Regions from separate parts of the Homo sapiens genome. Here region 2 is linked to region 1. The links are chromatin loops, found by intact Hi-C in ENCODE. Cell type or tissue: heart left ventricle. All regions are shown on one strand. Links, peaks and the distances in the headings refer to the core of each region. The heading gives the core; the rest is flanking DNA. Region 1 has its middle 99 kb from the start of LINC03062. Region 2 overlaps LINC03062 (long intergenic non-protein coding RNA 3062).

Region 1 (4,384 bases), core at 224-4,223:
GGCACCCCCTAAAGCACAAAAGGCTCAAGGAGAAGTCCCCCTTCCCCCAAGTCCTCCATTTATGGCACTTCAGCATCCAGAATTCCTGTGCCATCAGCTGGAAGGGAGCTTCCAGGCCTTGGACTTTGCTAGAGAGCTCAGGGGCTCTCTCCTCCATAAAGCCTTTCTTCCCTACCCCTTGACCCTCTGCAGCCTTATGTCCTCTTTCCTGTGCTCCTTTGCACCTTGTGTAGAATTTGTATAAACCTCCATTAGAATTGCTGATTTGCAGGCCTGTCTCCTAGCTAGCTAGTGAGCTTTCTGAAGACAGGCAGCCAGGGATGTTTATCTTTGCATCTCTGGCACCCAATGCATTACTTGGTGCATCATGGGCACTTGGTAAGTGTTTGTTGAATGACTGAATGAAGGAAAAGGAGTACCCGAAAAATGAAGTGATTTACTTGCTCAGAGACACAAAGATGTGAGTGATAGGGATGGAATAAAACTCAGGTCTCACTGATTATCCATTGAATAAAAACTTTGGCCCTAACATTGTTACTCTTGGCCACTTCTAAAAGGAAAGAGCCTTCATTAGCACCGAACAATGAGAGCAACTGGCTTCCCGGGCTCTCTCTGGATCTTTCTGAATCTTCTAAGACTCAGTCAAGGTTTTTCTCAGAGGAACAGGAGGCAAAGGCATAGACTGAGCCAAAGGCGTAGACTCTGGATTTGGTCTCACTGAGGTTTAAATCTTATTTTTGTCACTAGCCAGATGTTTGGCCCAGGGGAAGTGATCCGACCTCCCTGGGTCACCATTTACTCATCTGTAAATGTGGAAACAATAACGATGCCCACAGTCAGGGTGGCTGTGAGCATTAACCCAGAGAGCACTGGTGAAGGCTGCCACCTATTCACTTATTCAGCAAATATTTATTGAGCTATTATGTGCTGCTTGTTCCAAGCTAGGTCCAGGCTATGACGAAGACCCAGGGGAGCTGAGCTGTATGGGGAAGCCAGGCATGGAAACAGAAGATTGGAATGCCAAGGTGCCCCCGAGGGTAGGCCAGAAGACTCATGGACCATGGGTGGCAGAAGACCCAGGTGTGTAGTGGGAGTGACAGAAAATCAAGGAAGGCTCAAATAAAACCCAAAAGCTGGGTTTCAGCTAAGTCTTAAACATAGGGGTGCTGGTAGCTGCTCGGTATATACTAGGCTTGCCTCACTCGTTGTCATTCATTTATTTATCATCAAGTACAGCTAATCCCGTGCTTATGCAACTGTTCCATCCCCAAAGGTCTTTGTCAACTTGAACTTTGCATGAGAAAAAGATAACCTACTACATGTTTTTAAATGTTGCTTTGCATTTAAAGTTACAGATCTCCTTATGAACACACACCCCTCTCTATCTGCATGTCATTTCAAAACGCTTCTCCTTGAGGTAAAACCAAGTGGAGTTTGCATGGCTGGGAGGGAGGGTTTGGCCTTGTTCACACTTTAATCCATCCATTTTGTCTTCTAACTTGATCTCTCATTTGTGGCTTTCCCAGCTTGGACCCTTCCAGTCGTGTCCAGCAGGCAGCAGAATGTGTGTGTGCATGCGTCACCGAGAGCAGCAAGGATGGGACTGGTGTCAGACGAAGCCCTTGAAAGGGACACGCCAGCTTCTGGGGAGCAGCTTTCCCGGCACTGTCTCTGCAGCCTCAGCCTGGCCTAGCTCTGATTATGGCTCCCTCTCTTGGAGACCTTGTCACATGCCCTGCTGGGGATCTTGCCGATGTCCTTCCAGGACACTCTTCCCTGCTCTCACCTTGCTCTGTGCCTCAGAGGCTGCCCTAGATGAACTCTGTCAGACAGCTCCCCTACTTGGGCCTCCTTTTGAGGTTCCCTCAGTGGGGAGCATCCTATGCCTGAGCTGCAGGGTCTCACGGAGGTCCTGCCTCCACTTCACATACCTGGCTCCTGCTTTATCATTCTTTGAAGTTCACAGTCCTCCCTGAAACTCCATCATTCAGTGCACTCCTGTTTCCCCGTAGATAAGCTCAGGAAGAGCAGGAGCCTTTCTGTCTTGCTCACTGATGAATCCTTACCACCTAGAGTAGTGTGGCTCCTTGTAGATGCTCAATACATACTTGCCCAGTGAATGAACGAGGAATGTTTCTGTTTGGCTCCATGATGTCAAGTATTACAGTGATTGAAACCAATGAGTTGGAAATATAAATGAGAACACTATCAAGACCCATGTTCCTCAAATTAGCTTAATTTCTCTGAATTTGAGACTGTCCTTTCTCTTTTTGCTGTTCTTGCTGGCAAGCCCTGGGAAGGGGCAAAACAAAAACAAAAACAAAAACAAAACAACACAAAACAAAACAGTCCAAGTTTAATGAGGGATGCAGAAAAACCAGAGAGGAAGTGGAAGCCAAATGGCTCCATGGACTTCCAGCCACAGTGGCCACTTGCAGGAGAGCTTCCCTTAGGCTGGAGGGCACTGTCCAAGCATTTAACTCGTCTTTCAGTTTTCCTTGATCATCTCCAAAGTGGCACCCACATCCTTTCTTTCTCTCATTTTCTCCAAGCCGCTTGAGAAATTCACAAGAGTCATGGTTAGCGTCTGAGCGAGGAGAAGCTGGGGCTTAGAGGAGGAAGAGCTTCCAGCTGACCTCAGCAACTGCAGGGTTTAGTGATCTTTGGGCTGATTTTGAGTCAGAGGTGCCTTTCCTCCTTAATGCTAGAAGATGGTTATCACATGCATTGTTGTGCATGGGTTGACTGTTTTTGAAAATAACCCAAGAAAGAGTACAATGAAAAAATCTGAAAAACTGGTCATCAAGGGTTCTAGTAATGACCAGTATTTTCTTTCCTTGAAAGACCTAGTCGTTATCTATGTCCTTATTTCTCGGACTTCTGATGATACTGCATCATTAATATCTCCAACAAGGCCAGAAGGGCCACGGGGGTGCTGTCCTCACCTTGGAGACAGGGATCCACGTGCTGGCCCTGGTGGTCAGACAGGCAGGGGCTCAGTGGTGGAGTGGCAAAGGGGACCCGGCCTCAGAGGTCACTGTGCCTCAGTATTTTGGGCTTGCGAGTAGCTTTTTGTGTTGGCAAAGGGCTCTCAGTGCACCTGATATGGCTCACTCCCTGTCTGTAATCAGAGCCACGCTGCTAGACCCGGGTCATTTTCTGCTTCAGGAAAGGAGCCATGGCTGGGTGGTGGCTATCAGTCTAGAAACAGGGTTTCTGATTCTTTCGGCCAAGAATGATGGAAAAAATGGAGCTGGGGGTGAGAACTTAGCCCCAAACATCTTCTGTGAGTTAAGACTATTTTGTATTTCAACCCTTGATTTTGTTGCTACCTCCTTCCTCATTTTCTGGGGAAAAAAAAGTTCCTAACTGCACTTTAAATATATCTAGGCTGCTTGGGGCTTGGACAGACACTGCTATGTCGATGTTGCTAGCAGCGTTATTTGCAATAGCCAAAAGTTAGAAACAGCCCAGGAGGCAATCGATGGATGAGTAGATAAACAACATGTGGTCTATACATATGTATTAATTAGGTTTTTAATTTTTACTATTTCCTGATGCTGTGACATCTGGGACCTTGCTGACCCTGGAGGGGCTGCTCGTTCCAGGGACCAGCTGATTTCCAGTGAAGTTCCCCTGCAAACATCCCTTTCATAAGCAAACCAGCCAGTCCCAAGCCACCCCAACTACCTCCTCTATGGGGCTCTCACAGTCCAGGGCACTATCTCCCTGCACTCATCAGCCCAGGGCACGTACGAGACACCTAGGGACAGCCCCTGCACCCTAGAGCCTGCTGAAATCATGCAAACTAGCCAACCCTAAGCCTGCTTACCCTGCCTCGCTTGTTCCTTCCTGCGGAAACCCCAATAAAGGCTCCTGCCCACGTCTGCACCCCCTGCCCCCGTCCCCACCCCTGCCCCCTGACCCACCCTGGTGCTTCCTTGTGTGGCCCGGGGTGTGGCGTGCCCTGCCTCCTGTGTCCAGAGTCTGTGAATATTAACTTTCTCCTTCCTAACAGTCTTTTCTGTGTCTGAATTTCTTACTACACCTGATTGAAACAAATCCCCAGCACATTTTAAAACAACATACATGGAGTGTAATTCAGCCGTAAGAAGTAATGAAGTTCTGCCCCATGCTACAACATGGATGAAATTTTTTTTTTGTGTGTGTGTGTGTGTGTGATGGAGTCTTGCTCTTTTGCCAGGCTAGAGTGCAGTGGTGCTATCTCGGCTCACTGCAACCTCCGCCTCCTGGGTTCAAGCGATTCTCCTGCCTCAGCTTCCTGAGCAGCTGGGATTACAGGTGCATGCCACTGCGCCCGGCTAATTTTTTGTATTTTTAGTAGAGACGGGGTTTCAACATGTTAGCCAAGATGGTCTCGATC
Region 2 (4,384 bases), core at 285-4,284, 77 kb before region 1:
GGGGCAGGGGAGGCAAGCCCTGGGGCCAGTGGGTCTAATTCAGAGGCATCATGGTGAAGGAAGGGGAAGCTAAGAAGCAGGAGAAGTGGCTTTGTAGTGAGAACAGATGCAGAACAACTCCCTTCTAGGGGAAGCTCAGGCTTCCTTCTTGGAAGTGAATAAATTGCTTGTATTGACTGTTTCTACCTGAGGGCACCTTCTCTGACAGTGCCCTGACCCAAGGCTGCATGGCCCAGGAGCCAGTGGACCTGGCTGGTCTTGCTGCCTCCATCTGTGTCATCCCTGTAAGTGTCTCTTCTCTTCAGGCCATGACATTGAAAGGCTTTGGTTCCTCTTCTTAGCAGTTTCTACTTCTCCAAATATCTGACAAATAAAGGGCCATTGCTCACCCTGGAGGCCGCTCACCCTGGAGGCCGCTGTCCCCTTGACATCACATCCCCAGGCAGCTCCATGTAGAACTCCACTGTGAAAATGCAGCAGAGAGGCTTTGGCCTCATGCTATGTCATTCCCCTAACACTGGAAAAGACATCTGAGGCCACATGAGGCTGGTGAGCAACGGGTCTGTCTGCCCCGACCGGGCAACTCTGGCTTGCCACCCACATAGGACTGGCCACTTCCTGAGAACAGGAGCTCCTCACGGCCATATTCAGGGCTGCTGTCTCTCCCTGTGCTAAAAGACTGGGTCTCCGTTATGCCCCTAGGCCTCCTTGAGGTCCTTCTGGCCAAATGCAGAGTCCTGTTGGCATTGGTGCCATCAGTTAACCATCTCTGCCTCTTTCAAATCCTCTGCGCTCCTCAGCAGGGTGGGGGTGGGGATTGTGGGGTGCGGTCTCTTTCCTTCCTTTGTCCTTTAGGCCCTCCATGCTCTTGAGGTGCTGGGCACAGGGAGGAGAAAACTGGGTGACCTCCAGAGGGAGAAGGGAGCCCGTGAGTGCCATGTCGGGATGGGAGAAGCCAAGCCTCAAGGACAAGAAGCTGAAGGTGCAATTACTAGAATGCTTTGTATACTTGATCCTCTTGTACCAAGACACATGTGGCCCCCAGACTCATTCATGTATTTGATAGACAACTCTGTCATATGTCCACCAGGGGTTTAGAAAAACCCTGTTGCTTATTCTTGAATGGAATCATCCAAAAATGATGGGATATCACTTAGGAAGCATCATGTCTCAGCAAAGCCTTGTGCTCTCTAGAAGGACAATTTTGGGTGCATTAGAGCTCTTTCTGCATTGTTTTCTTAAAGCTTTCTGTAGTGTTTAGTGATGATATTTGGGAATCAAAGTACATAGTTAATTTGAATTTGCAATAAGAAAAACTTCTAAGAGGTAATACTTTTCTCCTTTAGCAAGAGAGGCCATGCTCTGCCCATGCACCGGGGGAGGGGCAGAAAGAAGGAAGCTGAGGAGCCTGCAGGAGACTGGCTGATTTCTCACCAGCTGAGCCCTCTGGACAGCTTTGTCCAGGGCTTCATGGCTGTGGAGAACAGATCCTGCATGCCTTTTGTCTTCTGTGAGCATCTGCCACTCTGGTATGGCCACCAAATGCTCTTCTCCCTGGTGCATGCCAGGGAGCTTTGCGCACAGCATTCCACAGATAGCATGGACTAGGGAACACACCCCAGGTGGACATGTGACAGGCAGAAGACTTGTGCAGCGTGCTGTTCAGGGCGAGTGTGCAAAGACAGGCCACCTCTTGGGGAGACGGCCCATAGCGCGGAAAGAAGTCATCTTCCTTTCCGGCCATTCTCTTTTTCTCTACACACGAGCCCTGCAATAGGACTCAGTGGCTGCCGCCTTCAGTCTGGGCTGGGCCACTCCTGCTCTCGAGGGTGGAACACTGAGATCTAAGGGCCTCTCCCTGTCATGATCCCTGTTTATCCTTCGTTGTGCTCAACACGATGTTTGTCATTACTAAAGCGCTCTTAAAATTGCATCTGCACGTCTGAATAGCCTGCTAATGCAGAGCTGCCCTTTGCATTCAACACAGGAACCTGCTTCTGCCTGGCTCTAGGACAACACTTCTTGCTGGGCTCCTGCCAAGTGCGGCTGGGCTGGGCCTGGAGCGACCAATCCACTGATCCACCAATCCGGAGGGCAGCCCAGGAGGAGCGGGATCTTAGTGGATGGACGCCCTGCCTGTCTGTGGAATGGCTTCTTCCTGGGGCAACCCCGAGAACAAGAGGGAAAACAGCCTCTCCCCCTCGCCTCCTGCCCTCCTGCAGGCAGCCACCTCCTCAGCTAATTGAAAACAAAAAGGGACGCAGTTGTGAAATTCAGCCCCCAGCGCCATCATCATCTCCTGCGGGCTCAGGGGGCTCCTCACTGTGTTTATTTACAAATCAGCACATGTTGTTTTGGCCACGGCAGCAGACAGTGACCCCAGAGAGGGAGGTCCAGAGCACTACACAAATTGCACAACACAAGCAGGTCATCTGTCCCCTTTGCTGAAGATTCCTAAGAAAACAGAGGCAGCTGACTCTCAGGCCATCTGGAAGCCACCCTCAGGGGCCGAGCGCTCGGGGGCGTGTACGCCAGCCTTGGGGGTGCTATCCGGACACCAACAATGTCACTGCTGCTGCCAGCCTCAGTTTCTCCATCTGTGAAGGGCGCATGGTTGTGGTGGTGGGGCGGGGGGTGGTGGTCAGCATGCAGTGATTAGCAGCCACCTGGGGTACTCTACCGGGCAGGCGTCTGTGCTGTGTCCTATAGTTTCAGCCGCACGTTCTCTCATTTTACAGATGGTAGAGCAGCTGGGTGGCTGCCGATTCTCGCCCTGCCCATGGCTGCCCTGGCCTGTGGCCGAGGCTGTGATGAAGGGCAGCCTGTTCTGTGCGACGCAGTTAAGCAAGGTGTCCGGTGGGCTGCATTGTGACCGGGTCAGCCAGGCCCTCCTCTTTGTCTTGCTTCTGCTGGCAGAGCTCACAGCGCAGTTTCTGCATGGAGGCTGCCGGAGTTGCTTCCTGCTCCGTGCTCCCACACCGTTCTTCAGCTGACCAAGTAGTGACAGCAGGACTCCAGGGTTCTGTCCCTGTGCGGCAAAGCACACACTTTCAGTGCTGCGGTTGATGCTTGAGACGCTCAGTGGGAGGTCATTGCTTGGACTAGGACTACAAGTCCAAGCACAAACGTCCCCCTGAGGTGTCACCTGGGGTGTTAGGAGTGGGGGATGGGAAGAGGAACAATACTGGGATGGGGTTCTTGAGGAGACTTTCGAAAGGATCTAAGAGGAACTGACCTCTCCACCTCCCCCAGACTGTGCACAAAGAAAATGGGCCCAAGAATCCCCAGAACTGGGCTCCGAAATCCTCACTGTCTCCTTGCTGGTCACCAGCAATTGCTGTGACTCACTCTCCTGGTGCTTCTGTGGGCCATCTGGGCACCTTGGGGAAGTCCCAGGGATCCCCAACAGCACTCCTTTCTCCCTGTATGTTCTATCCCACTGCCTTCCCAGGCGGGCCTGGAGGGAAGAGCAGTGGCCAGGTGTCTTCAGGGTCCTGCAGGGCTGATGGGAGTGGTTTCTGTGGGTACTGTGGCTCTCCTGTGTGGGTTTCCTGCCCTGGGCTCTGTGTGTGGGCCTTGATGGGCACTGGGCTGTTCTTCTACCTTGTGGCACCTGGCCCTGTAGAGATGACAATTTCTGAAACAGGAGCATTTCCTCTGAATTCCAAGGAACTTTGCTCAAGGGCCAACTTTGCCTTATGCAGGCTGGAGCCTGAATGCTCGCTCTGCTACCAGCTGTGTGACCTTGTGAAAAGTCCTTAACTTCTCTGGGCCTTACTTTCTCATCGGGATAATATTACAAAAGGCTGCTTGAGAAATGGGATGCTTTCAGAGATAACATAGAATGAAAGCACCGGGCACAGTAAAATTCAACTGCTATTAGTTCCTTTCTCCCTTATTCAAGAAGGAAGGCAGATGAAAGCAGATTTCAGGAATGGCAGCTTGGAGAAGAGGAGAGGGAGTGGGGGTCTAGAAGAGGAGAGGCAGTAGGGGCTATGATAATCCTCTGACATTGGCTGAGAGCCAGCAGTAAGAAAGAGAAACAAGCTGTCCTTCATGTACCCACTGGCTTCTTCCTTGCACCCTCGGGTGCCGAGCTGAGCTGCAGACACCCAGACCTGACAGCCCTTCCTCCAGAGCTGGCGGTCCAGGTGGGGAGTGACATTTGGCTGATTTCTGATTTTGAAACACAGAAACCAGGAGAGTTGAGTTAAACCAGGTTTACCAATGTGAGTGGCTTATTGGCTATAGGTGCCCCAGCCAGGTATGGAAGTCCAGAGCTGGAGGGTGTGTGAGCTCCCTGAATGCAGGGCCAGCCCTGGCAGGCGAGCACACAGCTAATGGTAATGGATGGCATAGGAATACGGAGCCAAGGTTTCTGGCA

The links. Hi-C counts contacts between places; a loop is a spot of excess contacts. Peaks named below come from ENCODE experiments on the same cell type or tissue, not always from the same donor. Only the 100,000 strongest peaks of a DNase experiment are listed, where the experiment ranks them.
Region 2: it touches region 1 in a loop (8-fold over the local background); 3 of 110 quality-filtered maps call a loop at or near these places.

The regions. Positions count from the first base shown.
Region 1 is chr9:89,737,083-89,741,466 of GRCh38, forward strand. No RefSeq gene overlaps it. Among named protein-coding and RNA genes, the nearest start is that of LINC03062, 99 kb to the left of the region's middle. RefSeq lists a silencer at 3,917-3,966. In heart left ventricle, for the core only: a CTCF peak has its summit at 1,735 (motif pointing left); no DNase peak of the experiment used is centred there.
Region 2 is chr9:89,660,049-89,664,432 of GRCh38, forward strand. All of the region lies in intron 1 of LINC03062 (long intergenic non-protein coding RNA 3062), which reads left to right. Among named protein-coding and RNA genes, the nearest start is that of LINC03062, 22 kb to the left of the region's middle. RefSeq lists enhancers at 1,725-2,261, 1,946-2,240, 2,262-2,799, 2,800-3,336. In heart left ventricle, for the core only: no CTCF peak of the experiment used is centred there; DNase peaks (open chromatin) are centred at 493, 1,403 and 2,073; H3K4me3 peaks cover 998 bases; H3K27ac peaks cover 1,470 bases.